2 separate regions of the Mus musculus genome follow, and region 2 is linked to region 1. The links are chromatin loops, found by intact Hi-C in ENCODE. Cell type or tissue: heart. All regions are shown on one strand. Each heading gives the region's core, and the rest is flanking DNA. Links, peaks and the distances in the headings are about the cores only.

The links. A loop is a pair of places that touch in the nucleus more often than their neighbours do. Peaks named below come from ENCODE experiments on the same cell type or tissue, not always from the same donor. Only the 100,000 strongest peaks of a DNase experiment are listed, where the experiment ranks them.
Region 2: a loop joins it to region 1, with 4 times the contacts of the local background. A loop is called at or near these places in 3 of 42 quality-filtered maps.

The regions. Positions count from the first base shown.
Region 1 is chr7:96,069,508-96,085,086 of GRCm38, forward strand. No RefSeq gene overlaps it. Among named protein-coding and RNA genes, the nearest start is that of Tenm4, 94 kb to the right of the region's middle. In heart, for the core only: no CTCF peak of the experiment used is centred there; no DNase peak of the experiment used is centred there.
Region 2 is chr7:96,134,580-96,150,158 of GRCm38, forward strand. No RefSeq gene overlaps it. Among named protein-coding and RNA genes, the nearest start is that of Tenm4, 29 kb to the right of the region's middle. In heart, for the core only: no CTCF peak of the experiment used is centred there; a DNase peak (open chromatin) is centred at 8,822; H3K27ac peaks cover 801 bases.

The DNA.
Region 1 (15,579 bases), core at 4,002-12,001:
GGCAACGTTATATTCGCCTCTATTTTATCCGAGGTCCTTCCCAAACTCCTGGGTTACTTTGTGCCTACTTCCTGGCAACTTTATGCTCACCTCTATTTTATCCGAGGTCCTTCCCAAACTCCTGGAGTCCCAAGTTTCACTCACCATGAACTTACCCTGCCGGCAACCACTGACTGCTGAAAGTTCTGAACTCGGTGGGGGAGTCGGTTCCCCGTACGGGCCACCAATTGTCGCGCCCGCTCTCGACCAGCAAGAACGACGTGACCACCAGTCCTTCTAACAGCAGTTTATTCAGTCCTCATCTTTCTTCTTTCTCTTCATCAGTACCGTTCCCCAGCTGAAGAGTTCTGAATCCACGCCGGATCCTTCTCAACAGTCTGTTTTATGAGAACCTTTATTAACCACTTCTTCCCCGTTATGCAGTTCTGAATCCTCCCTGTAGCAGGGGGTCTTCGCTCATGCCTGAAGATGTTTCTTTTCCCGGGTTTCAGCACCACTTGTTGCGCGCGCTCAACTGGCCAGGAAGAACGACGCTGCTACAGGATCCTTCTGCACACGTTTATTCAGTCCTGATTCTTCTTGTTTATATCTCTCTTGTTTATATCTCCCTTGTTTATATATCTCCCTTGTTTTTATATCTCCCCTGCTTATATCTCCCTTGTTTATATCTCCCAATAATAACAATCCTCTCTCGAATAATAATCCTCCCTCTAACCCGGGCCTCTCACTCTTATATACTCTCAGTTCCCATCCACGCACAGCAGGCCACGCCACCTCACCAGGCACGCAGCTTCAGCTAATCAGGGCAGCAGGGGCAAATCTCCACCAAATTGGATTCACCTGTATCCTGGTACACCTGCGCAGCACTCAAGATGTTTGTGTCTTATATGAGGAAGTCAGGTGCAAGTCATATGACTTAGCTGCAGTCCCTGGCGCCTTTGGGACTGCCGCCACACCCGCTCCCCACAAGTATCCAACATCAAAGTAAATGGTGAGAAGCTGGAAGCAATCCCACTAAAATCAGGGACTAGACAAGGCTGCCCACTTTCTCCCTATCTATTCAACATTGTACTTGAAGTCCTAACCAGAGCAATTCGACAACAAAAGGAGATCAAGGGGGAATACAAATTAGAAAGGAAGAAGTCAAAAATATCACTTTTTGCAGATGATATGACAGTATATATAAGTGACCCTAAACATTCCACCAGAGAACTCCTAAACCTGATAAACAGCTTCGGTGAAGTAGCTGGATATAAAATTAACTCAAACAAGTCAATGGCCTTTCTCTACACAAAGGATAAACAGGCTGAGAAAGAAATTAGGGAAACAACACCCTTCTCAATAGTCACAAATAATATAAAATACCTTGGCATGACTCTAACTAAGGAAGTGAAAGATCTGTATGATAAGAACTTCAAGTCTCTGAGGAAAGAAATTAAAGATCTTCCTTGGCTTCTTTAAGCTTTCCATCTAGGGCTTCATCACAGTGACTCCAAACCTGTCCCAACAGTGTCCACAAGGGCTCTAGGTCAAGATGAAGTAATAAGTAAAAACTGAACCCAGTCTCTGATGGAGCTTTTCAAAATTAACCATTGAGTCACTTGTATGTACAGCCTACCCACAGCCACGTGGCCCTTGAACAGCAAGCAGTGTGAATATTCTTAAAGTGTTGGGAAAGCCATTGCTTTAACCACTGGCCTTGATTCTGAGCTAAATGTTTTCTGAGTTAAAACTCCATGGTTCGTAGACAGCCATTGGGCACCCCCAAAAAAATAATGATGGGGTTTTTTTGAAAGCACATTGACCTGAAACAGCTACTGTAAAAAAATCCAGCATTTGATTAGCCCAAGGCAGAGTTAGAGGAGACCTGGAGCTTCAGTGCCATGTGACAGCCAGGCTTTGAATACAGATTAGTGCAAGGCCCTGTGTCCTGCAGGTTCCATTTAATTCCCACATCTACAACCCTTACTGGGGTGGCACTAACCTGTCCACTTGCCTAAGGCTTTAGCCATCCCTCCCAAAATGCCCCAGGAGCCCCCATCTCCCTGCAGTTTCACTCTGAAAACTGAGAAGATGACGGGAATGAGAGGCCAGGAAGATAAAAACAATGTGAAGTGTGGAGATTGGGAGCTTATCAGCCAAACAGGACGTGGGAGAGAAAAAGCAATCAACCAAAAGCTCTTATCAAAATCTCCCCCAGGGAAAGGCTTGAAAAATCCTATCATTGCTCAAGGAAAAATTATCGGATTATTACAACGGAATCAGGTTTGCTATGCTCCCTGTACACTGAGGACACACACACGTGCTGGAGGCTGCTGAGCGTTTGTCTTAAAAATTGCGTTTAGAAACTTGAAGCAGGGTGTCCTTCACAATTAAGACAGAAATCACACACACACACACACACACACACACACACAGAGTCAACTACTGTCATAATGATTACTACACACCCTTAGCCATATGCCAGGTGAATGCTGTTTTGTTCATTTCTCTTCAAATGCACCATGCTAGACATGGCCCTGTCATCTCCAAAGCTTAGCTTAGGAGACCAAAGCTTAAGCGAGTGCTCAAAGTCACACAAATAAAGGAGCAGACTAGGATCCAAGTCTGTCGTAGTCTACCTCCAGGGGTCATTTGTATAAATCCAAACCTTCAGTGTAGATGCCCTTCTAGCTTTTTAAATTTCATTTATGTATGTGTGTGTTTGGAGGTGAGTGGGCTGCTAAGGAGAGTCGGTGCTCTCCTTCCAACATGTAAGGCCTGGGAATTGAACTCAGGTCAGTGTTGGCAAGTACCAATACTTAAAGCATCTTGTTGGCCTCACCTCTTCTAATGTGTATATATATATATATATATATATATATATATATATATATATATATGTATATGCACATACATATACATATATATATACATACATACACATATATGTATATATTTGTGTGTATATATGAATGTATAGATTTTTATTTTTTCCTTTTATTGAAAATAGATACTTTTCTCATATAATATATTCTGATTACAGTTCTGACTCCCTCTTCTCCTCTCCACCTTCTTTCCCATCCTGATCCACTCCCTTTCTTTTTTTTAACCATGAAATATAGTAGTTAGATTTATTATTCAGAATATTTAATTAAACTGTAACTTGTTCCATACTGAGTTATCCAAGACTAAGACTTCTTAATGTTGCTTACAATAGCTATTTTTCTGAAAATATAGTCAGCACTCAAAATTTTTGTTTTGAGTGATCAAAACATAAAACGAATGTATGAGATACTTTCTTAAATTAAGATATTTCTATATTATATATAGTAGTATTACTACAGAGTTGCAGCTTTAGGAAAATTGAGAATCACCGATTGAAAGCCTCAATGTTACATGCCTGTCGCTCTAGCTATGGCAGGGAGCTGAAGCAAAAGGATTGTGAATTGAAGGCCAGCCTAGAAAAACTTGCCCAAGAAATGAAAAAAGAGTAAGTTCAACCGCTTGATTGTTCATACCGTCAGAAAAATATGTTGCTGTCAAAATCCTTGGTACTCTTTGGTTTTGTTATGCTGCTGAAGAAGGGTACTCTTGAGAACTTCAGCCAGATGCATATGATAAAGTATTGATGCCTCTTCTAGTTTCTTGATAAAACTAAAGGAAACTAACTCAAGCTTTGCAAGATAGCCTAGAAAATCCTTTTGTCTAATTTCAAAGTGAAATTCAACCAGAGGAAAGGAAAGAGCCTGGGGTGAACCCTGAGAACCAGGCAGAGGGAAACAGCCAGCCAGCAGAGGGCTAGACAGAGAGCTGCTACCTGTGGAGTCTTCTGAAGGAAAGCACTTTCCACATTCACTCCTGCCTTCGGAACCTTCAGAATCGTGCAAGAGTAGCAGGAATAGAGATGTGATATTGAATTCATACATCCAGCTCTTTGTCCCAAGAAGCAATCTGTCTTCTTTAATTGCACAGGTGCATTCAAAGTGATGTTGTATTGAAGGAAAGCTAGTCAAAAAATGTTCTTAAAAGTGTCACTAAACCTATCTAAGCATTTTACTGGGGGTAGGGGAGTTCCATAAAGCTGCATGTGGAACCAAAGGGTAAACCTGGGATGTGTTCTCAGACCGGCCTCCCTGCATAAGAATGAGCTAGTTGAGATCAATGCATGGATGTCAGACAAGGCTTACCAACATGTCAGTGTCAAGGGGATAGAACCCTGGGTCCCAATGTCCTTTCCAAGGGTTACTTCTGTCTCGCTGTAGCTCATAAATTGCTCTGGTCAGAGGTGCTGCTCAAATAACCCCAAGACTCAGGGAGGGAAGGGGAGACCATAATTGAGCATTTTTGATGCAAATGGAAAAATTGCCTTTACTATTAAAAATTTGAAATTGTATTTTTAAAACACAGGACTTTATTGCATGTTTACGTTAACAAAACAACTGGAAGATGCCAATGTGCACAGAGCTACTGTTTCAGTGAGATGGGCTCATACACACTCATCTGCTCATTATTACCCTTCTCTGTGCTTCCCAGACACTTCACAGTTAGTACAACAGCCCCCCCCCCCCGCCTTATTTATAATCTTCATTCTATTCTTTCCTTAACATTTGGTCAATTGCAGTCCAAAAATGGTAAGTGGAAAGTTCCAGAAAAGGCTATTGATACATTTTAAATTGGACACCATTCTGAGCAGACTTATGAGATCTTAGAGAGTCCTACTCTGTTCGCTAGCATGTACCTTCCTTCATTCTGGCACACCTCCCTTCCACAGGCATCAGATAGCCACCATAGTATATATAGAGGGTTTGCCTTCAAATAACTCTTAGCTTACTTGATAGTGAGCCCAAAGTACACGCATAGTTAGATCTGTCATAGAGATGCTTTAAGAGCTTTTTAAAAGTGAAAATGTGAAATTTTTCAACTTAAAAGCTAAAGGAGGGATCTGCAACCCTATAGGTGGAACAACATTATGAACTAACCAGTACCCCGGAGCTCTTGACTCTAGCTGCATATGTATCAAAAGATGGCCTAGTTGGCCATCACTGGAAAGAGAGGCCCATTGGACACACAAACTTTATATGCCCCAGTACAGGGGAATGCTAGGGCCAAAAAAATGGGAATGGGTGGATAGGGAAGTGGGGGGGGGGGGCATGGGGGACTTTTGGGATAGCATTGGAAATGTAATGGAGGAAAATACATAATAAAAAAATATTTAAAAAAAAAAAGCTAAAGGATAGAGGCTGGAGCACATGCGCAGTGGTTAAAGTGCTTGCCCTACAAGTGTGAAGGCCACAGTTTGACTTCCCAAAACCCATTTAAATGCTGGGTGAGAGTGACAGTGCCTGTAATTCCCACCTGAGAAGGTAGAGACAGTGCCTATAGCTGAGGCTCTAGAACCTCCAATGCCCTCTCCCGGCTTTTGCAATCATCTGCACTTGCACAGACATCCATACACAGACACACAAGCAAACACATAAGTAAAAATAATAAAAAAACAAATCAGTTTCAAGGAAACCATTAAGAAAAGTAAAACAAAAGAAAATGTTTGTCGCCGGGCATGGTGGTACATACCTTTAATCCCAGCACTCAAAAGGCAGAGGCAGGCAGATTTCTGAGTTCAAGGCCAGCCTGATCTACAAAGTGAGTTCCAGGACAGCCAGGGCTATACAGAGAAACCTGGTCTCAAAAAAAAAAAAAAAAAAAGAAAAAGAAAAGAAAAGGAAAGAAAACGTTTGTCAATCTCTATTGCCTCAGATTTGCCAGGGCTGCTGAAACAAAGGACCACAGAACAGATGATTTAGTTGATAGACACGTAAGCCCTTAAATTTCAGAAGCTAGAAGACCGAAATGAAGGTGTCTTCTGAAACTACTCTCCTTGGTTTATAGATGCCATCTTCCCATGACTTCCCATGGTCTTTATCCTGTACTTCTTTGTCTTAATCTCCCTTTTCGAAAGACCTCTGTCATGTCAGAGTATGGATCACCTAAAAGACCTCCACTTAATCATTGCTTTAAACATTTACCTCTAACTTTCCAAATATGGTCACATTCTAAGCAATCTTGTTAGACTGCTGAATGTGCACTGTGAGGGAGGGCTGGGGACTCATTACACCATATTACGCCTGGTGAGGTTCTCAGGTAGTAGTAAACGCTACCTGTGCTGAGCCTCCTCAGCCAGTGCAGTAAGAAGCACACTATGTGCTCTGTCACTTTCTTTCTCCTTCACCCCAACAGTCTTCAAAACAGTGTACTTGAAATTGCAAAGGCTCATAAGGATACTCTAAAGAAATGGAAATTAAGTCTTCCTATTGTAGCATCACTTTAACATCTATCCACTAACTTCATGGAAAGTCTTTTATACTCAAAATGGCATTCCCTTATAGTTTGAGGTATTTCTCTATTATGCAGCCTCCTAACCATAAGATAATAATAGTCTCGCATGTTAAGTATTGACAACATCATGGAAACTGCAGAAAAAGGCATGAAGCCATGATAGAAATGCTATCGCAAGGAATCCATGCCCAGACACCAGCATAAAGGGTGTGATGGCAACGAGATTTGACACATCTTAATTGCGAAATGCCAATTCCTCCTGTAAATCCAGTCAGCCCTCCTCCCTCTGATGTGTTCAGAAAGGAGTCTCGAAGCACACACTTCCAAAGCTTAGCCAGAAGTGAGACAAAGAAGGAAGGACAAGATGTCCCTGTGAGCACCCGAAAAGGGTGTTCATTGGCTGTTGGCCTAACTAGACATTAATGGCACCTTAGAGGGTGACCTGGACTCCAAAAATTCCTAAGATGCCACTCAAGAGGCATCAGGGCTAAGGTAATGCTTGATAGGCATTGAAATCCTTTCTTCTTACTAGGGAGTATCATTGGCCACATTATACAACATAACCACCCCTCCCACACTCTGCTCCTGTGAACATCAAGATGTTATTCATAAGACACTATCTTAGCTACTGGGAGACCTTTGGGAAACAGTAAACTAACTCTCTTCTTGTGGCTACCCCATATCTCTGAGCTTACCCATTCCCACATCAACTTCATATTTAAGTCAGCTGTTTCCCAGACATATATGGACTTTCTCTCCTCTACATCTTTACATCTAACTGATCCTTTATTTTGGAATATAGCATTATCACAAACCATCATTTGTTTTTAAATACCCAAGTTAATGTCACGTCTGTGAGATTCTACTCAACTCTCCCTGTTTTACTGAACGAAAGCCATGTCTTTTTATCCTGTGCATCTGTGATCTGGATTCCCACAGCCTAAAATATAATAGATGAAGAGATGCTAGAACGATCTCACAGTGTCATGGGCCTGACTGTGTTGTGATGTAGCATTTTTACATGTCATAGTTTATAATTTCAACAAGAAAAGGGATGGGAATGTCAATATCAAGGGCCTAGTAGGGCTTGATAAACAATGACTTACCTTTTATATTTCTAACCTATGATTTGTTGGTAGAACCAAAGAGAAATGTGGGTGAGAGAAAGTGAGTATCAATAAGCATTTAGCATCTGTCCTTCAAAGGTTTACTTTGAAAACAATAATAGCATGTGTTATTGATGGACCACTTATCTATGTCTAAGCACATGCTTGGGACCTTTGTAAAGGAGTTTACTGCTAACCTGGTGAACTAAGGATTTGCCCTGTGATCTCTTCCTAGGAGCTACAGATTTCACTATTTAGTAGATGACTCTTTGGAGCCAAACCATTTAGGTTTCAGAACTCAAAAAGTTAAGTATATTGGAGAATTTCAATTGGTCACCTCATCTTTGGTTTCTTCATCTGAAAGATAAGAATAAACTTAGGACCCACCTTACATGGCTATTGTGAAAAATGGATGGTATATAATACAAAACCACTGAGATAGTGCAAGTAAGAGGCTCAGTGCAGAACAAAAGCAAAAAGACAGCCATGTTACAGCCCTGGTCTTTACACAATGTATATGTAGCAGAGCTGGACATGGGTCCAGTGTGCCTGACACCAATACAACCCCATGAGACCATTCAATGACACCTAAGTAAACAGTTACTCACCCCATTCTTCTTATAGGAGGCAATAAAAATGCCCAAGGAGTATCCCCATCCATCCTAAAAGAACATAAGAAAATGCAATCTCTTATCCACCCATTGGATAATATGGATTTCTTTCCAGTTGTTAGTAAAAAAAAAAATTCCTCAACACCACATTATTTGTTCACAGTTCCTATAACTGAGAGAAGTAAAATGTCAAGAAGAGATTTATTTTAGTTTGACTCAAACTGAGAGGAAGGAGGTAGGGGTGGTTTATAATTAGAGTGATCATAGGACAGTTCGCCCTGGAGAGTCCCAGTTTACCCAACTTGTCCCAGTGTGCCTATTAATAGCACTCCTTTTCATTCCCTAAAGGATTCCAGTTAGGACAATAAATTGCATGTCCCCTCTCCAATAATGGAAAAAGCAAGAGTCTTGGAGCCATGGAGATTTGAATTCAAATCTTAATTCTATCCCTCGCTACCTGTGTATCCGCATTAATTCATATCAGCATTCTGGGCTTACATTCCCCTCTTAAATGAATTTCCCACTACCTGTTTTCTAAGGATTTGTGAAAATTCACAAAATGAAAGAATTCTAGAAAACACTTGGCACATAGTAGGTTCTCCATGCTGGTGAATTCTCCTCTACTTACTCTTCCCTTGCCCCATTCACAAACCCCACTTAATTCAAAAGCACTTACATCTTTATTTTGCAGTTCACCAAGTGCCTCTCATATATTGGTTATATATTCAGCTAATTCAATTCAGCCCTTATGGGTGGAAGAAGAAATTTCATCTCTTAAAGGTGATACAAGTATTTTTGCAGATGTTATTAATGCAGGGCAGCTTAGTATAAGCTCTGTAGAGGAAATAGGGGAGGCCTTAAGGTTCATGACAGAGTGTGGACACCTCTGTAGATTGGACTTTCTGCAGGAAATAGGATTTGGAAGAGGTTCAAAAGTGATGGGTACATCTGCAACAGGCAGAGTTCAAGAAGACTACTGAAGACAAAATAGCCCGAGGACAGGGTAGTAGAGAGTGCTTTCATAGAATGGTGCTAATCCAACTTAACTAAAACACTGGGTACATTGGGAACAGATTGTAAATAGAAGGTCTGAAATAAGCTGTGGTGAGATACTGATGGTCCATGAGGAAGTCTGGTCTTGCCAAGATGAGCCTTGGGAACAGTTCTCTGGCAGCTGTTGAGTGGGAGCAATTACAAGGCCATGCAGAGAGGCAGAAGGTGGGAAGCCCAGCTATGGTGCTATTCTACAAACATTGTTCAGTCAAATTGACAACCAAGAGTTCAGTTCAACTAACCTCTTCACCCCACAGTTCCAAAAAACAAGTCTCTACTAACAATTAAGGGGGCCAATCTATCTCACTTCTAACTGCATATCTTAAGAGGAAATTAGGTTCATTTATTCAGTTTCTAGTCATACATCCAAACTGTTGGCAAGCCTTGAAGACTCACGATCCGCCATCTCATATGGTAAAGGACATTGCCTCCTATTTCATTTTGGAATTTCCTCTAATTTTCCCTGTATTTTCCCAATTCTTATAGTGCTTTCATCTCTAGGCTAACTCAAAAACACTCACCTGTGATGTTTTTGTGCTTACTCTGTGTTCCAGGTTGGCTGCAATAGCACCCTGAACTCTATTCAAAAAATGGAGCCTAAGAGAGTGGTCTGTATTTATTCTTGTAGAGTAATGTAAGAGAGGAGAGGAAGGAAAGGGCCAAAATAAGAATTTGATAGTGTGTTGATAACCGTAAAAGTAACCGGTTGTCTTTTCTACTGCAGTGATAAAACACCGTTACCAAATATATACATATAATAGGATGGAAAGGTTTAGTTCATCTGACAACTCTCAGGTCACACTCCATCACTGAGGGAAGACAGGGCAAGTACTCAAGGCAAGAAATGAAGCAGAAGCCATGGATGTATGCTGTTCAGTGGCTTGCCCTCATGGCTTACTCAGACTGCCTTATACAACTTAGGGCAACCTGTCCAGGGTTGGTACCCCTGTTATTGGCTAACTCCTCCCATATCAGTCATGGATCAAGGAAATGGTTCAAAGGCTGGGCACAGGTCAATACATTAGGGACAGGTTTTTGTTTTTGTTTTTTCCAATTAAGGTTCCCTTTTCCCTAATGACTCTAGCTTGTGTCAAGTTGCCAAAAAAAAAAAAAAAAAAAAAAAAAAAAAAAAAAAAACCTAACCAGAACAACTGTTTCTCAATGCTACCAGAACCAGGAACTCTAGAAACTGCAGCTCAGAACAGGAAGACAGAGAATGGGTTGTGTTGAGGTTTGATCTGTTGGTATGTATTGTAATGTTAAATATTGCTCCCCCAACGTCTGGTTGCTCCTAGGCAAGAGGGTCTTGTGCCTTTTACTTGGGAATTAAATGATCCAAGGTGAGGTGAAAACCCTCATTAATTTTAACTACAACAAGCATATAGTCTTCAAGTCCTTCCCATTTGACAAAGATGATCCCACAACTGTTAACTGCTCAGTATTTCCTAATTGCACATCTCACAGTATGACAGGAAGCTGACATCAACCAGGGTGTCAGAGACATCCTAGAAAAACAGTAATAGGCACATGACAGGAGACCTACAGTGAGTGGGGTACTGGACCATGTGATCACCTATGCAAGGGTATTAGAATTTTCAGTAAGCCAACAAAATTATACCAATTCATATCACAAGTATCAAAGACACAGAGAAAATACTAAAGGCAGCAAAAAAATAAAATGGCAGAGAAGAATGTAAAAAAGAATGTCTGCAGACTTCACATCGATGTAATCCACACAAGGAGACAAGAGGCTGACATCTTCCAAATGCAGTAAGGGGAGGTCTGGTCTGGAGGCAACTCATTCCAGGTATGACACAATGTAGTACAGGCCTCTGCTGTCTATCTCTCATCGATTTCCCACCTCAACTCAGGTCTTCCTCCAATGTGCAATACAGCCACTTAGAAGACTCCAGCCACCACAACCACATTTTAATCAACAAAAGCAAAAAAAAAAAAAAAAAAAGGCGGGGGGGGGGGGGGGGAGTAGAGAATATCCCATTCCATTCTTTAAGGACACATCCCCTGGCCATTACATAAACACTGATAGAATTATGTACATAACCATAGACAAAGGCAAGAAAAGCTTGGAAATGCATTATTTTTTAAGATTTTAATTTTGAATTATGTATATGTGGGAGGGGAGAGTATATCCATGTGAATTTGGTGACTGGAGACCAGAAGGTATCTGATGCCCTGGAATTGGCGTTTCATGCAGTTATGAGCTACCTAGAAGGAGCTGAGTACTAAACTCTGCTCCTCTACAGTAGAAGCAAGTCTCCTAAGCGCTGAGCCATCTCTCCAGCCCCAGGAAATAAGTTTTTATTCCAGTGGCCATGGATCCAAATAGAACTCTGGGGCTATGTTGTTACGGAAACTACAGAGAACAGATATTAAGGATGACTAGCAATCTTGCCATAAATATTAAGCTATGTCGTACGCATTGATCCCATTCATTCTTGACGCTATTAATAAGACATAAGCTACAGTAACCAGTAAATCCATGCAGATAAAATTAAGGGGCTGATAAAATGATCTGCAACAGTCCTTCCACTTTTGACTTTTATTTTATGTGTTGCTAGGATACACTGACACATAATAGGTCTTCTTTCATTAGACCAAAAGTAAGCAAATTATAGCCTAGAGGCCAAATCTAATTAATTATAAGATTTGAAAGTAAAGTTAGTTGGAACACAGTTACATTCACTCTACTGAATATTGCCTATGATTGTTCTCGAGTAACAATGGTAGGGGTGAACATCGTGATCAGGCCATGAGACCTGAAGTCCTATGTCCTGGCCCTTTGGGAGGACAGTGTGGCAATTCCTGCATTAGACAAATAAAGGAACTCTCATGACCAAGCAATTCAAGAAAACTTTGTTTTCAACAAAATGTGTTTTTCTTCTCCTCCATTCGAGTCTTCTGTAGATTACATTCTATAGTTTGAAAATGAATACACCATGAGCTTAATTTCTAACGATTTCAAGGAAAACAAATGCAGATGTTCTGCCAAAAACATAATAGAGCGTTTTCTTGACTCTTGAAAAAACTTTCAACTGCCCTTGAAATCTCAGGTTTAAACACAACAAACTTCCTCCCTTAGAAACCGAGCTGCTGGGGAAATAAATGACTGCTTTGGAGCATATCCCAGAGAAGCAAGTACACACGGCACGGAGGCCTCACAAGAGAGATTTGTGTTTGGAGAATTCTCACATTAAAATGAGTGACCATAAACGAGGGTGGTGGTTGAAAGAAGGAGCCAAGCATGGCTTCTCTGGGATCCAGACTAAAGAAAACCATCAGCTAGAGACTAGCTCTGAATGAGGTCACAAAAAGTTCAGACTGTGTGGAAGGAGACATGTGTGACAGATGTGCAGCTGTCCCTTGATGGGTGAAGCTCAGCAGAGGGTAACACCATCAGCACTGCCCAGAGTCAGAGCAGCAAAGCTTGTTCATGGCTTAAAAAGGAGGGCTTGCTTCAATAAGATTCATGGAAAATGATGGACAGGACCCAGCTCCCTGGGCAGGACACTGAAAAATGCCATTCAGTGTGTCCTTCTCAGCAAAAAGCCACACAAGAAGCCTGTATTTACTCAAGGCCCATAAGGCAAACACTCGGAACATGGCTTAATGACCACAGAGGCTCAATCCCCTCTGATAGACCTGGGCTCAAACATAAGCTTCTAAGAGGTGAATTCAATAGGTTGTCTCAGTGTTTCCATTTACAGGCAGAAATTTTTAGATGTCCTACAAAATTGTGATCTCTATGCTTAAGTGTTTGACAAGTGGTAGGTGTTGTTGTCACCCTCACTATTACCACCGTCATTACCACTGTTCTCTCTACCGTCATCACCACAGCTATCAACATTGCAGGCCTATACAGGTAAAGCTACCCTATACCCATTGGTCAAGGCCTATCTTGGGATCTAAAAGCCCTGAATTGGAAGACTAAATATATCTTCAACTGTACAAAGGAGCAAGGGAAATACCTTAAGAGGCAGAATTAAACAGCAGCAGATTTTGGTACTTTCTGAGATCTCCAGAAAGTTTATGTTCCTGTCATGAGATGAAATGTCTATGGGTGTGAGGCACATACAGGGCAAGACAAACAAGACGCTCTGATCAAATGTTACCATGCCCTGCTCCCTGTCTTTATTCCAGAGTCTGCTCAAAATTTTTTGTAGGCATCCTTTCTCTGTAACCCCAAACAGGTGTCCCCTCTTGCAAGACTCACCTTCTTCCTCCTTCCTGGGCTTCACTTCCTCTCAAATTCTTATCATTTCCTGATACATTATACATTTTGCTATACATGTATCTTAACCTATGAGAGTGTAAGTTCAATGAGACTGGAGAGTTTTCTTTGTTTTCCAGTGCTTCTGCATATAGAACTGTATCTTTTTTTTTTTCCATTTTTTATTAGGTATTTAGCTCATTTACATTTCCAATGCTATACCAAAAGTCCCCCTTACCCACCCACCCCCACTCCCCTACCCACCCACTCCCCCCCTTTGGCCCTGGCGTTCCCCTGTACTGGGGCACACAAAGTCTGCGTGTCCAATGGGCCTCTCTTTCCAGTGATGGCCGACTAGGCCATCTTTTGATACATATGCAGCTAGAGTCAAGAGCTCAGGGGTACTGGTTAGTTCATAATGTTGTTCCACCTATAGGGTTGAAGATCCCTTTAGCTCCTTGGGTACTTTCTCTAGCTCCTCCATTGTCTTAAACATCAAGAGGTATAAACTGTCTATTGGATATTTTTGAATGAACCTAACCCACCTGCCTCCAGGAAAAAAAGAAGTAATTTTGTTGGGGGGGGGGCATTCAGGGTAAGGGAGATGAAGAGCTTTCCATACAATTGTCAGTACCTGAGTTAAGATGCCCAGAATCCATGTACAGAGGCAGGCAGAGTAGCGAGTTCTTGTAAGTCCAGGTGCTGGGAGGTAGAGACAGGAGAATCCCTCTGGCAGCTACATTTGCCAAATTTGCAAGACTCAGTTCAGTGAGAGACCCTAACTCGAAAAAGGAAGTGGAGGACAATTAAGGAATGACCCTTGGCATCAGTCTGAAGCCTGCATGTGCACATGTGCACACACGAGTGCATGTACACACAAACTACATACACACACACACACATGCACATACAAAGCAGGCATTCTAGAAATAGTAAAGAAAAAGCAGCCTTAGATGAAAAGGAATTCGATCTTTCTTTGGTAACAAGGGAAGAGTGGCCTTCGCATACTTAAGCGATGGGTGACATTGCTCTACAAAGTAAACCCTAGTCCCATGCTACCCTGCCACAACCTAAAACATCAAGAAAACCAATAACAAGCAAAGAATAATGCTTTTTGTCTCACCAGAAGAAAAACAACTACCTAACTCAATGCGTTTTCAAGCATTTTAACCCAGTAAAGCCCAAGGCTCCCAGCTTAAAACAAACCAAAGCAAAAACAAAAAAACAAAAAAAAAATCTAAAAATATATGTAGATATAGTTTTTTTTTTCATTTGTTTTTATTTTAAGTTCAAATGTGGTATGGGCTTGCAAAGTCAGTGAGAACAGTCAGGTTGTAATATGGCAACCTTCAATCAACCTCAGTATCAATTTGATTTCCCTATGTTGTGTAGTTTCTTCGGGCCCTGGAATACCCTGACTTGCACTGTAAGTAGCTGTGCACGGCACATTTTTAATGGCTTGCCTTGCAATCTCAGGTCGCTGCTCAAATCAACTTCTACAGAAACTTCAAAGAGGAGAAAAGGGAAATTTTCTTTTCAGAACTGATTTGCTAATGACCTCTAACGACACCTTGAGTTTCTATTCTTTTTCCACATGAGTACCAAGGACAGGAAAGGAACATCCAAGAATTATAATAAACATCAAAACTGGTCCTAATTCAATAGTTCCACATAACAAAACATTTCAAATGCAACTGCTATTTTTTACCCAATGTCCATTTAGTACAAATGGGAGAAAGCCAAAAATAGAGGCACCTGAGCCTTGCTAGAAATAGATCACACAGCTCTCCACAACACAGTCCACATTGCAAGGGGAAAGGAACTCAGGTGGGTAGCATGCAGAAGCCTGACTTTGAAAGCAAAACACGTGCAGCTACAACTGTCTGAGCTATGATGTACATTCAAACTTCAGCATGTGCGCCAAAGGCTACAGAGGGCATGGAACCAGCCCTCCAATTATCACACACCCTACACACACACACACACACACACACACACACCAATCCTCACACTTATTTGTAAGCCTTTGACTAAACTGGAGATGCATTTTCATCCAGGGGCTGGATCTCACTTATCTCCTAACAGGCAGGCATCCATCTTTGCAATGTTGACTGGAAAAAAAAATGTGTGTGTTCGCTCCCAATCACCTTTGATCACTTTCCACATTCCCAAAAGCTCAAGTTTTTGTATTCTTCTGTTTTGTGAGAAAACAACAACAAAACTCAAACAAACAAAACTTTCCAAACTTTCTAGTGAGGCATTTGTA
Region 2 (15,579 bases), core at 3,973-11,972, 65 kb after region 1:
GCCAGACTGATTTCCAGAGTGGTTGTACAAGCTTGCAATCCCACCAACAATGGAGGAGTGTTCCTCTTTCTCCACATCCTCGCCAGTATCTGCTGTCACCTGAATTTTTTATCTTAGCCATTCTGACTGGTGTGAGGTGGAATCTCATGGTTGTTTTGATTTGCATTTCCCTGATGATTAAGGATGTTGAACATTTTTTCAGGTGCTTCTCAGCCATTGTCTGAGCCCCATTTTTAATGGGGTTATTTGATTTTATGGAGTCCACCTTCTTGAGTTCTTTATATATATTGGATATTAGTCCCCTATCTGATTTAGGATAGGTAAAGATCCTTTTCCACTCTGTTGGTGGCCTTTTTGTCTTATTGAAGGTGTCTTTTGCCTTGCAGAAGCTTTGCAATTTTATGAGGTCTTATGAGATCTTACAGCACAAGCCATTGCTGTTCTATTCAGGAATTTTCCCCCTCTACCCATATCTTCGAGGGTTTTTCCTACTTTCTCCTCTATAAGTTTCAGTGTCTCTGGTTTTATGTGGAGTTCCTTAATCCACTTAGATTTGACCTTAGTACAAGGAGATAGGAATGGATCAATTCGCATTCTTCTACATGATAACCGCCAGTTGTACCAGCACCATTTGTTGAAGATGCTGTCTTTTTTCCACTGGATGGTTTAAGCTATCTCCATTTTTGTAAATGAGAAAATCAGTGCATGCAGAGAGCTTAAGTCCCTAATCAGAGGTCAGCCATGGGTGTGGCTTCTAATCTGAGTAACTCCTCCTTCTCATGCCCTCTATACACACCACTAAGACAAATCAGCTTCATTCCTAAGGGCTGCTCAAGGGATATGGCCCTTATAGTCTGAAAAAATGTTCAAAATAACGGAAGACTGATGACTCTAGTCCTAGCTCAAAAGCTTGCCTTCTCTGTAGCCTCGGGCCAAGAGTTTAATCACCTCACATTTTTTGGTTTCCTTCGTCTATAAGCACAAATTTACACTTACCTACACACAAGGGTGCCGGGAAGATTAATCGGATGCGGCAGAAGTGCCTTTAAGATGAAAAATGTGGATTATTTGCATCATTATTTTAATAGCCTTGGACTTTGCTATCCCCAGTTTACACGGACATGGATAGCTCAGAAAATGGAGATTGGTGAGGTTCATTTTCTCCAGCATCACCTCTGAGCAGAGCAAGGAAAGCACAGCCCCCAAGGACCTGAGGTTAGACAGGTCCTCTCTCGGCCAGCCTGGGTGTACATGGTACCTCAGGACTGATTGGCTCCCTGCAACTGTTTGAGAAGCTAGACCTTCAGAACAGCCATCTACCAAATGACTCCGTAGCCACAATATGAGCTGCCAAGGCTGGAACACATTGCTGTCTCTATAGATATAGCCCAGCATACAGTCTCATATGTAGTGGTGCTCAATATATGTGTGTTGAATGAGGGAGTGGGTGAGGGAGGGGTGAGTGACTGAGTAAACAGGGCCAGGAAATGTCAAGTAGAGAAGACACTCAGGAGTCTCCTCTGGGGGGAAAAAAGAAAGTGTCGTCTCTGCTAGCATAGACACTGAATTCCGCATCCTTAAGGAAGTCGCCGCCTAAGAGAAGAAACCTCACATCCACCACTAGTCATGGACCAAGGAATTTGGGCTCTGATAGATGTCTAGAGTTTCCTGTGAGCAATTGGTTTCACTGGAAGGCAGTCAGGCAGAGAAGGTAGCATGTTGCTAGATCCTAATGAGCATCTCCCAGGGATGTGGAAGGAAGTCTGTTGATATGGAGCAGGAACTGCACGGAGGGAGAGTTGATGCAGTTGGTTACTGTCTCAGCAACCCTACTTTCTCCTGGAAGTACTAGGACTGTAAGCACATGAGTCAGAATGGGGATGTATGCGAGGAGTCTCTGCAAGACAGGGCTGACTAACAGACGCAAACTACAGTCTCATAGATGACCACAGTGAGGCAGAGGTATGCTCTTTGCCCACAAGGGGCAGCTGGCAACCTGGAGTGAATTCCAAAGAGTCTTGAATACCACGCTCACATCAGGAATGTGGAATGTTCCCCTTACTCTGTCCTTGCATGGTTCAATTTACTGTTTGAAGCAAAGGCTTTCTCCTCCTAAGGCTCTCTTTCCTCTGCCAGGCCTGAGGGCATGCTCATAAAATGTAAAATCTGTTTAAATAATGAAACCTGTGGGCAAGAGCGTGGTCAGGGTGGAGGACACCAGCCCGTGACACCGTAAATCACTGCCAGGCTTGGGACTTGGCATAGCCTAGCTGAGTGGAGGAAGGCGTGTGCTCAAGCCAGCCTGTGGCCTGTGGAAGAAGTGCCAAGTCAGCATCTCACACTTGGTTTGGGATGAATTATGGAGCTTAGGTGGAGACACTTGCAGCCTGCCTTCTGACAGATGATACAAGGCTATGCCTCCCCTCTCCCCCTCTTCAAGACCAGATTGGCTTCCTCTGAGACAATCAGTAAAGGGATATGGACAGAAGCCTGCATAAGAGAACTTTGCACTAGAAAGGGCCTTCTGGATCCAGTCAGGCCTAGGCCTTCCTACCCTGGAAGCATACAAAACTCCAAGGGTCTGTGGAGAGCAGAGGACAGGAAAGAGAGATACTGTCACCAGGGTCATACCCTGTGCTCCCTGTCTTCCCCCAGGGATTCCCAACTACTCCCTGAGTCCAGACTGAGCTCCTACTATGTGCTGGGCTCTTCATATACACCATTGCAATCAGTAGGCACACAGTCCTCTAGCAACAGAGCAAATAGGCAATTCCACCCCTCAGCAATGAATCTGAAGAGGTTGTTTAGCCTCTCTGTGCCTCAGTTTCCTCATCTTTTTTTTTATTTTTTATTTTATTTTATTTTAATTAGGTATTTTCTTCATTTACATTTCCAATGCTATCCCAAAAGTCTCCCATACCCCCCACACACACTCCCCTACCCACCCACTCCCACTTCTTGGCCCTGGCATTCCCCTGTACTGCGGCATATAAAATTTGCAAGACCAATGGGCCTCTTTTTCCACTGATGGCTAACTAGGCCATCTTCTTATACATATGCAGCTAGAGACATGAGCTCCAGGGGGGGTACTGGTTAGTTTATATTGTTGTTCCACCTATAGGGTTGCAGACCCCTTTAGATCCTAGGGTAGACATTAGCTAGGTTGGTAAAACGCTTGCCTAGCATGCATGAAACCCTGCAAAACCAAACCTGTGTGATCCAGTCACATGCAGAGGAAGTGGGGACAGAGGATCAGAATTTCCAGGTTATCCTTGGATGCCAGCCTGGGATATAGAAGACTGACTTCAAAAGCCAGCAGAAAGGAAAGGAATGCAAAAATGGGATCGGTAAGCTAATAGGATTAGTTGTGAGTTCATACATGTCAATCACTATGTGTCAATCACTTGAGAGTACTGCCTGCTCATGGGGAAAAGCTGTATAAATGCAAGTGCCAGTGACCACACAATTAGCCAACACACATAGACCATCTGCCCATGCCAAGTTCTGGGATGCATAACCTCATTCATTCATCCACTTAATAAGTCTTAAGAGCACCTACTACTGGAGCTGGAGAAAGGTCTCAGTGGTTAAAAGCAATGTCTCTGCTTCCAGAGAGCTGGGGTTTGATTCTCAATACCCACATGGTAGCTCAAAGCTATCTATAACTCCAGTCCTGGGAGGAATCTAATGCTCCCTTCTGGTCTCTATGGACACCAAGAATACAAGCACTATCCAGAAATACCAAGTGGGAGATTTGCTCTACATGATCTCATTGATTTGTACCAGAGACATTCATGACCTTGGACCTTGGAATCCATGCCAGGTCACAGCCTTGGATCTGTGTTGTCTTCAGTTTTATCAATGTTCCCTATATTTGATCCCCAGTGCTGCCATCACAATATGTCACTAACTAGGTAGTTTAAATAATGAAATGAATTGTCTCTTGCCTCTGGAGACTACAAAATCAAGGTGGTGTCAGGTTTGGTTTCTATGTCAAGGCTTCTAGCGATTTAGCATCCATATTTGACATCATGTAGGTTGGGCATGCCCCACCACCCTAACCTCTGCCTTTATTTCTACCCAGCATACTTTATGTGTCTCCATAAACAAATTTGTCCTATTTACAAATAATCAGACCATTGCGTTTGGAGGACTTGCTTTAATAGCCCAAATTTTAGGCCAATTACCTCTAGAAAGACCATCAGGCCAAATAAAGTCATACTCCAAGCTTCTCAGATCCAAACTCCATCACAAGCCCTTCACAGTAGCCATGCCATCTGTGGGAGGGTATTCATATGCACACCTTATAGCCAAGAGCTGTGTCTCCAGTATTCGGGTCTACATTGAAGTCTGCACCGCCACTAAGATAACTACCACCCCAGGAACTCAGCAGTCTTCACTTTTTCCTGGGTTCCAATTCAAGGGAGCCCTACTTCCCTAGCACTGGGCATCAGACTCACAGAGCTAATAAGCTGGGTAGCCTCAGTACAGCCATCAGTACAGCTCACCACAGAGAAATGGACAGTGGTGTGATTGGTTGTTTTGAGGAGCTAAAAATAGCCTGACACTGCCTAGCTGAGGGGGACATTGGGTGACACAGCCTGTCCCCAGCACACAAAACAATGAGGGCATATTTCAGGCTCTGGCAGAGGATTCATAGGATAAAGTCAGAGGCAAAAAATCATAGAAAAGTTCACCCTTAATGAGAAATGACCTTCATAACTCCATCTCTCCAGAGTTCCCTTCACAGAATATTACATTTTTCCATATCTAATTCCATTCCATCTATCTTATCACTATTGTAGAAATATTAATAAAGATGGTATTGTTTAGGGCCTTTAATTCAGCGTGTATATATACATATATTAGGCTAAAACCTATAAGATAAATTGTCTGCTCCTTCTCTCCTTTATATTCTTTTGTTTGGTTGTGTGGGATCCTTGACGCTCGTTTTAACATTTTTTAATATCCTGCAGGTTAGGCTGACACCCTGGTCCTTTGCAAAACTTGAGTACCCCATTTGGGGTGCTGGGCACAAGCCTTCTCATCCCACCCTGCCTCAGGCCTGAAGCTCCGACTTGCCAGCAGCTTCTCTACTTCATCAAACTCAGCTGGCATGAAGCATTTGTCTATATCCCCAAGTCCCCAGAAGGTCTCAGGTTACCCCATGCAGCCCCACTCCATCCCTCTCAGGTTTTCAGGGAACCTTAATTCCAAGGTAGACACACCTGCCCATTGAGAATATCTGGTTGTGTCCGAGTTCTGTTCTGTGAACTCAGCTTTGGCCTCAGTCTTACCATTGTGTGTACACAAATGCTTGGACATCAGCATGGTCTGCCACTCATCCAACACCTACAGTCCTCCTACTCATTCCGTGTCCTCGAGGAAATGGCGATGTCTGTGGTGTTAGGTTGCTGTTACAGTGAGTAGCTAGAAATCCCCATGGTTCACAGAAATGATAGATTTGGTGACTAAATATAGCGCCCGAGAAAACGAGTCTTTATCAAGTATAGGCTCTTCTTTGTTTTGCTTTTTACAAACAAGGCCAGGAGTAGCAAGGGAGGGGGGACTGGGGATAAAACAACATTGGTAAAGAGCTAACTATTCAAGCATCAGGACCTGAACTCAGAACCCCAGCACCCATGTGAAAGCCAGGGACAGCACTATGTACCTGCAATCCCAAAGCTTTAGAGGTGGAGACGGCAGGATACGTGTGGCTCGCTCACCAGTCTATCTAGCCAAATTGATGGGCACCAGATTCAGTAAGAAACCTTGTCTGAAAGAACAAGGTGTAGAGTAACCGAAGACACCCAACCTTGACCTCTGGCCTCCACAGAAGGGCACATACAAACATAAATGCATTCATATACACAGTCAATCCATTACCTTACCTGATAGCACAATGCAGAGACTGAGCAAGAAACTTAACCACTAATCCATAGAAAAAGAGACTGACTCTCCCAGAACAGCAGGAAACCAGTCATGGAGGAGAGCTGAGATTTTCTAAATCACTGACAAATCAGTGACTTGGTGATATGTCAGTGACTTAGAAGGTAAGTGATCGCCCAAAGTTGAAGCTAATGCAGTTTCCTCAGTGTCTTTGTTACTCCCAGGATTTCCAGGTGCCATCTATATATCTCACAGTCACACATATTTTAGTTCATAATTAAGTTCCTCTTTTATAGAGTGCTATTGCAAAGTTTGCCATTAACACATTGGCAAAGTGTGAAACTTTCCTCAAACAATCAAATGAATAAACATTCCTCCAGCATCTCCTACCGCCCTTCTCCCACTGCCCCAAAGCAGGGCCACGGTGAAGGTAAGAATGGCTTCTAATGGAAGCTTAGCATTCCTGTGCTCAACCTGCCTGGACCTTTGAGCATCCAGGCTGCCTCCCTTACCTCCTTGCACTCTTCCTCAAAGCTCAGTGTCCAGCTTACCTTCTCCAGCATCTTCTTTAAAAAATAGCTTCCATTCCCATTCCAGTCCCTCCCATCTCTCTTCATCTTCAAAAATACTAAAGGAGGACCCAGATGTAGCTGTCTCTTGTGAGACTATGCCGGGGCCTAGCAAACACAGAAGTGGATGCCCACAGTCAGCTAATGGATGGATCACAGGGCTCCCAATGGAGGAGCTAGAGAAAGTACCCAAGGAGCTAAAGGGATCTGCAACCCTATAGGTGGATCAACATTATGAACTAACCAGTACCCCGGAGCTCTTGACTCTAGCTGCATATGTATCAAAAGATGGCCTAGTCGGCCATCACTGGAAAGAGAGGCCCATTGGACACACAAACTTTATATGCCCCAGAACAGGGGAACGCCAGGGCCAAAAAGGGGGAGTGGGCGGGTAGGGGATTGGGGGTGGGTGGGTATGGGGGACTTTTGGTATAGCATTGGAAATGTAAATGAGCTAAATACCTAATAAAAAATGGAAAGAAAAAAAATACTAAAGGAGGTTCCACTTATTCATGTGTCTTCTCTTCTCCACCAGGATACAAGTTCTAGGAGAGCCTAACTTGCAGCATGGTTTGATCATTTCCTTAGCCTTTTGCTGGACCCAATACTATCTTCTTAATAAGCATTTGTTGAGAAAATGAATGAGGGAGGGAGAATGAATGAATGAATGAATGAGCCGTATGGTAACCAGTTATATTATTTATAAAGCATTAATTCCATGAAAGTGCAGACAGAGGAATGGCCCCTAGGAGGGGTACGTTTTGGACATTGAAGAAATGGGATCTTATTTTAGTCTTTCTCCGTTGCAGATCCAGGAGAGAGAGAGAGAGAGAGAGAGAGAGAGAGAGAGAGAGAGAGAGAGAGAGAGAGAGAGAGAGAGAGAGAGACGGTGCTCCAGGACCTGGGACTAATCTAGGCAGTTTTCCAGTTTGGGGAAGCAGATGATCTATGTTGGCAGCAGTGAATGCTTCCAGCAAGTTAAAGAAGCATTCTTCGTGTATATTTTACACATTGTGAGATGCTCTTTGACCTAAGGATTCTTTGTTCTATTTTGCAACAGCCAGGCTAGAGATTTACAAGTCCCCCAAAGCCCTGAGTTCAAACCTCATCTCAACTATTCCTTGGCCAGCATGGTTCTCTTTGTTGTCTCCATAGCAAAAGGGTTGTTGTGAGGGTCAAATGAAGCAAAGATTATAAGGTGTTTATCACAAGGCCGGGGACACGGGAAGTGCTCAAAGAATGGCTCTAGGCATCTATTTCAGAGCCAGAAGATCTCCATAGGAACCCCAGCTCTTCTCCTCCCTGGCTGGGTAAACCTCAAAAGCTGTTTAGTATCTCAGGCCTCAGTTTCTGCATCCACAAAATGGATGAGCACTGTGCCTACCTACCAGAAGCATGGAAACTGCATGAGTTAAAATAGCCACAGCACACAGAAACCATCCTGACAGGCTATTTGTGTCACAATCACATCACATATGGTCAAGGCCACCTTTTCTGGGATTAAATTTCAGGTCAGGAAGCTTTCAGGTCAGAAATTAGCTTCTTGAGGACTCTGGCAAGTCTCACAACAAACACTAATTGAATCTCTCTCTGTGTTCCTGTCACTCTTATCTTCATATGGGATGTATGCTCCCCAGGAGTTGTCTTCTGAGAAGTTTTATCCTGAAGCTGATGTAAACAGATGCAGAGGCCCACAGTCAAACAATAGGCAGAGCACAGAGTCTTGTGGAAGAGCAGGGAATCGGACTGAAGGAACTGGAGGGGTCGAGGACACCACAAGAAGACCTACAGAGTCAACTAACCTGGGTCTATGGGGCCCTCAGTGACTGAACCACCAACCAAAGAGCATACAGGGTCTGGATAACTAAGGCAAAGGAGGGGAGGGATTCTTATCCACACTTTACTCTGCATTCTCCAAAAAGAAGCAACAAAGAGGCGGGAGTTTGTGGGGAACACAACTTTAAGGAACTCACTCACACTTCCAAAGTCCAGATTCTTCAGCCATTAATATGCAGGGCACAGGAGCTGAGGAACCCTGGTGCAATGACGTGCCTTTGAGTTGAGGACTTAGTTCAACAGTCTAGGCCCTGGTGACTGTCACCCTCTCAGCTGACTCTTGGTTCCCTAGAGAGAGGGCTATACCCATCAGCCAAGCCTAGAAGCCTTGTCTTAGAGAGAGAGAGAGAGAGAGAGAGAGAGAGAGAGAGAGAGAGAGCAACAACAAATAACTAGAGTTGAAAGTCACAGGCAGGGCCCTTGGAGCCCGGCCCTCAGTGGGCAGGCAGCCTTCCAGCTTGGCATTCTCTTCTGGCACCTCTGTGTCCAGGCACTAAAAATAACACACCCAATCTCTCTGCAGCCAACTGAGCTCCCCAGCAAGGACTTGTGCCCTTTATGGCCAGTGAACATCTGCTGCCTCCTGACTGCTGTCAACAATCAAAACAGTGTCTTATCTCAGTGGGGGCTATTACCTAGCCCAAAAGGATGCCCCTGAGGCAGCCTCTAGCTAAGTGGTCTCCCATTCAGCTGTGTGAGTGGCCAGGACCCTGCCTGCAGGAGGTTGGCCATGCAAGAGTAGAGAAACCAGGTCACAAAGAGGGATGTAACTGGAGCCAAGAGGGAGAGAATGAAGAAGGGCATAAAGTGCCTCCTTTCAAACCTAGAGCTGTCTTGAGCCAAAAGGGTGGCATGCAGAGGTGTGGGAATACTAATGAGCACAGATGTAACAGCATCCTCTTGTTGGTAGCCATATCTTCCAGACACACAAATTGAACACTGAACGCAGGCCAGGATGGTGGGCAGGGCTGGGACCTATAGGCCTCAAAGGAAAAGGTATGAGCAGTTAACTTCCCATCACTTTGAGAAAATACCTAGGATAATCCAATTAAATGGAGGAAAAGTTTATATTTTGCCTCAAGGATGCAGAAGTTTTAGTCCATGCTCACTTGACCAATTGACTTTGGAACTGAGAGCAAGCTCTACATCATGGTAGGAAGCATGTGGCACAAGAAACCACTCATCCCATGCAGCCAGGGAGGAAAGAGAAACAGAAGGGCTGGCCTCCCAGTATATCCTACAAGGGTACACTCCACCTGACCTGCCTCTTGACTCTGGTCCTTGCCACCTAAAATTTCCATTACTTTCACAACCTCCTAGTAGCAACAACAGTTGGGGACAAAGTCTTCAATGCAGAGGACTTTAACAGTGCACTCTTCCCTAATTCGTGATTCTTGCTGCTCAGTGCCAGGTGTGGACTTTTCACTCCTTCATCTTGTACTTCAGGCTTCCCAGTACATCTGATTTCTCCACTTTGCTCAGGCTGGGGTAGCTCTGTCCCACTCCGGTGTCAAAGGATGTCAGAACAAGCAAAGCTAACTGCTTGGAGACTATGCCAGGCATTGTGCAGTGTGTTTTCTATGCATTCAGTACTTCTCCCATTGCTACTGATGAAGTAAGGTGCAGACCAGCTACGCTGTTGTCTATGGCCACCTAGGAAATAACCAAGCTAGGCTTAGGCTTGGTTTTCCGGACTTGAAGGCTCTTGTTCTTGACAATTCGAATTCAAAGGCCACCTGAAGTTCATTAATCTTTGAGGGATTTTATAAAAATGGACCCCATCTGGATACCCCTTATCTATACCTGAGTCCTGTTCAGATTCTGTGAGGCCTCAGAAACTAAAATGATTCACCGTATTCAGCTTGTTCTGCCCCATCTGAACTTTAGGTTCCTACAGCTGACCAAGGAAAACCAGAGGTAGCTTTCCATCATCTTGTGTCCATGTTCTTGGTCCACTCCCAACTCATGTCTGCTAGTCAACCCAAGGTGGAAAGATCCCAGGTAGAAACATGTCTTTGAACTTTGATCTTCCCCAAAGTATGTCAGTGCTTTTGTAGCAGGCTGGTAGAGAACAGGCCTTCAGTATAACAAAGCAGTCTACAAAAAGAAACTAAAGAGGATTCCCCCAATCTTTGGGACCCTGACATATCTGACTCATAGGATCTATCTTTTGAATGTCCTTGTTCTACCAGGTCATACCCCTGACTCACTTTGTCCTTTACTTTTCCACTTGATATCACAACTTGGTGTCCTTTCAGCATAGTGGCCATCTTCCTCTGATCGCAGATCTTCAGATAGTCTTTTGTCCTTTGATAGATTGCCATCAATGGGTTAAACCACCTTCAATCCTCTTCCAAAGATGAAGAGTCAATCTGTCCCTCCCAGAAGTCATCAATGACAGTATTCAGGAGCCAAGGCTGGAGTTAGATGGCTCCCTCCAACACTATCTGCCAGATCCCAGACTCCCCATCTGGAAACGTAGAAGACTAGGTAGCTTGTCTCCCTTACACACAGAAGAAATTAAATACAACGACACAATGATAGTAGGCAGTTATAGTACCCAACTGGAAGTAAGCCTGCAAAGCCTACAATGGTGAAAGTTATGGACATAATCTTCTCCCAACTTGAAGATTTTCATTTAAAATAGGGCCTCACTAAACAGTCCATACTGTCCTTGAACTCAAGATCCTCCTTCCTCCAGCTCCCAAGTACTGAGATGATAGGTGTGCACTATCACATCTACCTCCAACCTTATACATTTCTGAGGCACTGTTTTTGTGCTTTGCTGTATCAACAGACCCATGGGGGGACCCAAAATACAGTAGACACTAGAGGAATGTGTTGAGAACAAGTACAAGAATAAAAGGGTGGATGAACAAAATAGATAAATAATAAGAGTATCCTAGACACCAGAAGGACATCGTGAATCATCCTTCATGCTTATTGGTCTGATTTCAATTTCTAGCTAATCACTATGTGTATTTTCTTGTTTTTGTGGTGCTGCCGACAGAAGAAAGTACAGTCAGTTCTGTTATCTTACCCCATATGTGTTCTGAAAAATCAATGTGCTATGCAAATTCACCCACAGGGACTGGGGTGCAGAATTTAGAAGAAAATGGAGGTAGAGCTATAACACTCTAAAATTTCTCCAGTAAAGTATAATTTAAAAAAACATACAAATCGATTCCCAGTAATAAAAGGTAACATTATTTAAACTATTTCAATGGCTAAATAGTAAACAACCATGGCACTTCATTTTGAGAAAGCCCTATAGCTTGAACCTGCTGGTAGAAAGGTGAGATAGTAGAATTATCATCTGAAATTAGGTAGATGGTTGAAAAGCCAGATGTGCACAGATGTGGTTAATAGCACACGCAATTTTTTTAACCTTTCTCATTGCTACAACAAAATACCTGGTATCTTAGATAGGGTTTTATTGCTGTGAAGTGACACCATGACCAAGGCAACTCTTATAAAAGAAAACATTTAACTGAGGATGGATTACAGTTCCCATGGTTTAGTCCATTATAATCATGGCGGGAAGCATGGTATCATACAGGCAGACTTGATGCTAATGGAGCTGAGAGTTCTACATCTTGATCCTAAGGCAGCCAGGAGGAGATTAGCTATCCACACTGGGTAGATCTTGAGTAGATTTATGAGACCTCAAAGCCAGCCTCCACAGTAATACACTTTCTGATAAGGCCACATCTACTTCAACAAGGCCATACTGCCTAATAGTGCCACTTCATGGGTCAAGCATATTCAAACCACCACATTCTATTCCCTGCTCCTCCACTCCCAATAAGATTGTTCAAACACATGAGTCTATGGGGGCTGTTCATATTCAAACCATCACACCTAGCCAGAAGAAATTTAAGAAAGGAGGTTTATGTTGGCTTATAGGTTTAGGGAGCACATCCCATCTTCTAAAGGAAAAGTGTGGCAACAGGAAGAGAGGAGAAGTTGGCTAATCATACTGCATCCACAGTGAGAAAACTGAAAACAGGCAGTGAGGCTGGGCTATAAATCTTCAAGGCCTGCTCCCAGAGACCTACTTCCTTCAGCAGGTCTCTGTCTCCCAAAGATTATACAACCTTCCAAAACAGTGCTACCAACTGGAGACAAAGTACTCAAACATAGGATGTTGTGGTGGACACTTCAAATTCTAACCACAACAACATATGCAAGGAACTAAAGTGGATGAATGTATTTGTGTGTGTGTGTGTGTCTGTGTGAGTGTGTGCGTGTGTGTGTGTTCCCACATACTCTGTTGATTTTAGGCATCACTCTAGGGCTTTCCAGGAGGAATTCCTGTCATGCTCATGTTGCTCACTAGTATCAATTGCACGAGAACAAAGCCATATCTCCAGAATAGAACCATGAATAGGTGTTTTGATACTTGGTTTTTTTTTCCTGTTAGTATTCTTCCTATAACTGATTCTCACTCCCACATACACTCCAGAGAGAGAGACAGAGACAGAGACAGAGAGAGACAGAGAGACAGAGATAGACAGAGAGACAGAGAGAAAGAGAGAAAGAGAAGAAAGGTCTAATTTATTGGCGTCCCTCTCTCTCCACATAACCCAGCTTTCAGCATGGGCCTACTGAGTACATGCTAACCTGGAGCTACAGAGACAAAGTACAGATGGCCCCTTGCTTCACATAGCTTACAGTCCAACACTGTATTTAAACGAGAGCCAGAGATTCACAGAGTGCCTCAAATGGAATGTTCCACCCCTGGGCAGAGCTTTCCAAGTTCCGTAATGCAGTAATGCTGAGTGCCTCCTTGCCAGGGTCAGCTCTCACTGCCATAAATCCTACTGAAAGTTACAGCTCTGTCTACTTACTGTGTACTCTGGGGCCCGGCCCCTAAAGAACTGGAGTGCTAGATTAGCAAGAAGAGAAGCTACTGCTTCCCACTGAAGGCTGGGCTTGTTCTAGGAATGTGATGGGTCACAAGTGCACCCATGTGGAAGACATATTTGTCTTGACTGTCACTAAGCTTTCTATTTGTCCCCAGGAAGGGTCTTCTTCACATTAGGACATTGGACTTATGCAATAACAATTTACCCACCCACCCCCTAAAATTCTCCAGCGGCTTTTCTATCTCTTTTTAGTCAAATACCATACCTCTCTCTGTGGTCTAAAAGACGCTGTGATTGAGTCCAGTGTAATGTCCAACCTCATTCAACAGTACCCTTCACTCTTGCTGCAGTCTGACCACCATGGCTGTCTGTTCCTCATGCTCTGAACCTTCAGACCTGCCTTTCCTTCTCCCCGGAATGTCTTTCTTGGACACGGGTCTCTTATCCTTTCTCTTAGAGTAGCCTTCTCGGGTTGTTATCTCAGTGTAATCTTGCCCTTCTTCATAACTTGGACCATAATCTGTAATTGCTCTACCCATTCAGCTCCAGTTGCAGATGTCCCAAATTGCCAACTGCCTTCAGGCAAAGGAGATTTACTCTGGATGGTTTCCCAAGTGAGAAGTCTGATGTGGGTGGGCAGGGCTGCATTCCTTGCAGAGACTCTAGGGGAAGTCCACTTCCTCTGCCCTCCCACAGTCTAGCAAGAGGGTGCTTTCCTCTGACTTGTGGCCTCTCCCTTTTTGGAACTGTCAGTCACAGCTATTTGACCTCTGTCTCCAAGGCCCTACCTTCCTTGTGACTGAGAACCTGCTGCCTCCGTTTTCTAAAGACTCTTTCGATTGCATCGGACTCACCTGAATAATCCAGGTTAATTCTCCATTTCAAAGCCACAACTTAATCACATCTGTAAAGCGTCAGGTAGCTTTCAGAGGTTCCAGGGATAAAGATGAGGAGATCTTTGGTGGGAGCCATTATTTACACTACCACAGCCTTCTTTCTTTTCTATCTTCCATGTCCAAGCTAAGCCTTAGGAGACAAGGATCTTCTTTATCTCGTTCACTGCTGTCTCTCGGGAATGGAACATAAATCCTAGTACATAATAAGTGATCAATAAATGCAGAGAATAAAGGGATTGGTGGCTGAGAGTTTTAGTAAAACTGCAACCAATTCCCACTTCTGAAATAGTGTAAGAATACACAGTATCCTAGTAAAGAGGATTGGGGCTCAGAATATACCCCAAACCTCAAAGCTAACAGTGTAACTATAGTATAAGTCGCACCCTTTCTCTAGTTCTCTGTGATCATATCTATAAAGTTGAATACAGAAAGAAAAAAACTTAGCTCCAATACTGTAAGTATTAAAGATCATAAAGAAGAAAAATGCCGGGAACCTGGGCCTTCCACGGCTATGCTCATTCCTGATGCATAGATTATAGATGAGCAAAGCTGTCTAATGAGAAATTACAACATAAATAACTAATGCAAAGCATGTGTGTGCTTCTGGGCTGCCATGGGCTGAGGGACAGAGTAGGGCACAGACCCAGAGCTTCCTCCACTTGAGGAGCCAGAGAAGGAGCAGTTGTGGATGTTAGGGAGTGCCCTAAATGGCGGCTGCAGGGAAAACCCAGAATGGGAAATGATGAGATTGTTCCAGGAACCACATTCCAATAAATCCCCCCAGCACAGTGGAGGCAGAAAAGGAAGATGCTAAGAGGAGCCATTTGCAATGACCATCTGGCTTGTTAAAATTGATTAAAGGTAAAAAGAGAAATCGAGATCTATGTCGGTGGCATTAAATTACTCTTCAGACAAGCCAGTCCATGAGCTACAGACTCTCCTTGCTGCAATAGCTGAAATATCTGAAGACACGATTTCAATTTATAAAGAAAATTCTTTTTAAAACTCCACTAAGAGCCTGCTTCATTGAGAAATGTTGAGCATTGCTCAACTGCTTTATTAAATCCTTTTTATTTATGTGTTAGGAAGGGCATGGTGACGTGCTGCAAAAATAGAGCAGGCTCTGCGCCATGTCCTTACTGGAGAGTGGAGACAGCACATCCGCATGCATCTTCAACCTTTTTCAATGCTCAAACATTTTATAATGATTTAGGAGAAGAGGAAAGAAACAATAGGCTCTAAGGTAAGACACTGGATCCCCATGCCCAGTCCACTCAGCTCCCTGGCTGTGGGACCTTGCCAAGGAAGGGACGTTTTTGGCCCCAGATTCTTCTTCTCTAAAGTGACAAAAATCATGACCACCTCATTGTATGACCCGAGGGGTGACAAAGGTAGAATTTACTTTTGGTGTTGCAGAAATGTCACACTAGAAGAATTCATGGAGTCCCCGTTCTTCAATGAATGAGAGACCAGAGGATGGTTTAGCACCGTAGATCCCGGTGGGATTGAGCCTTAAAGACA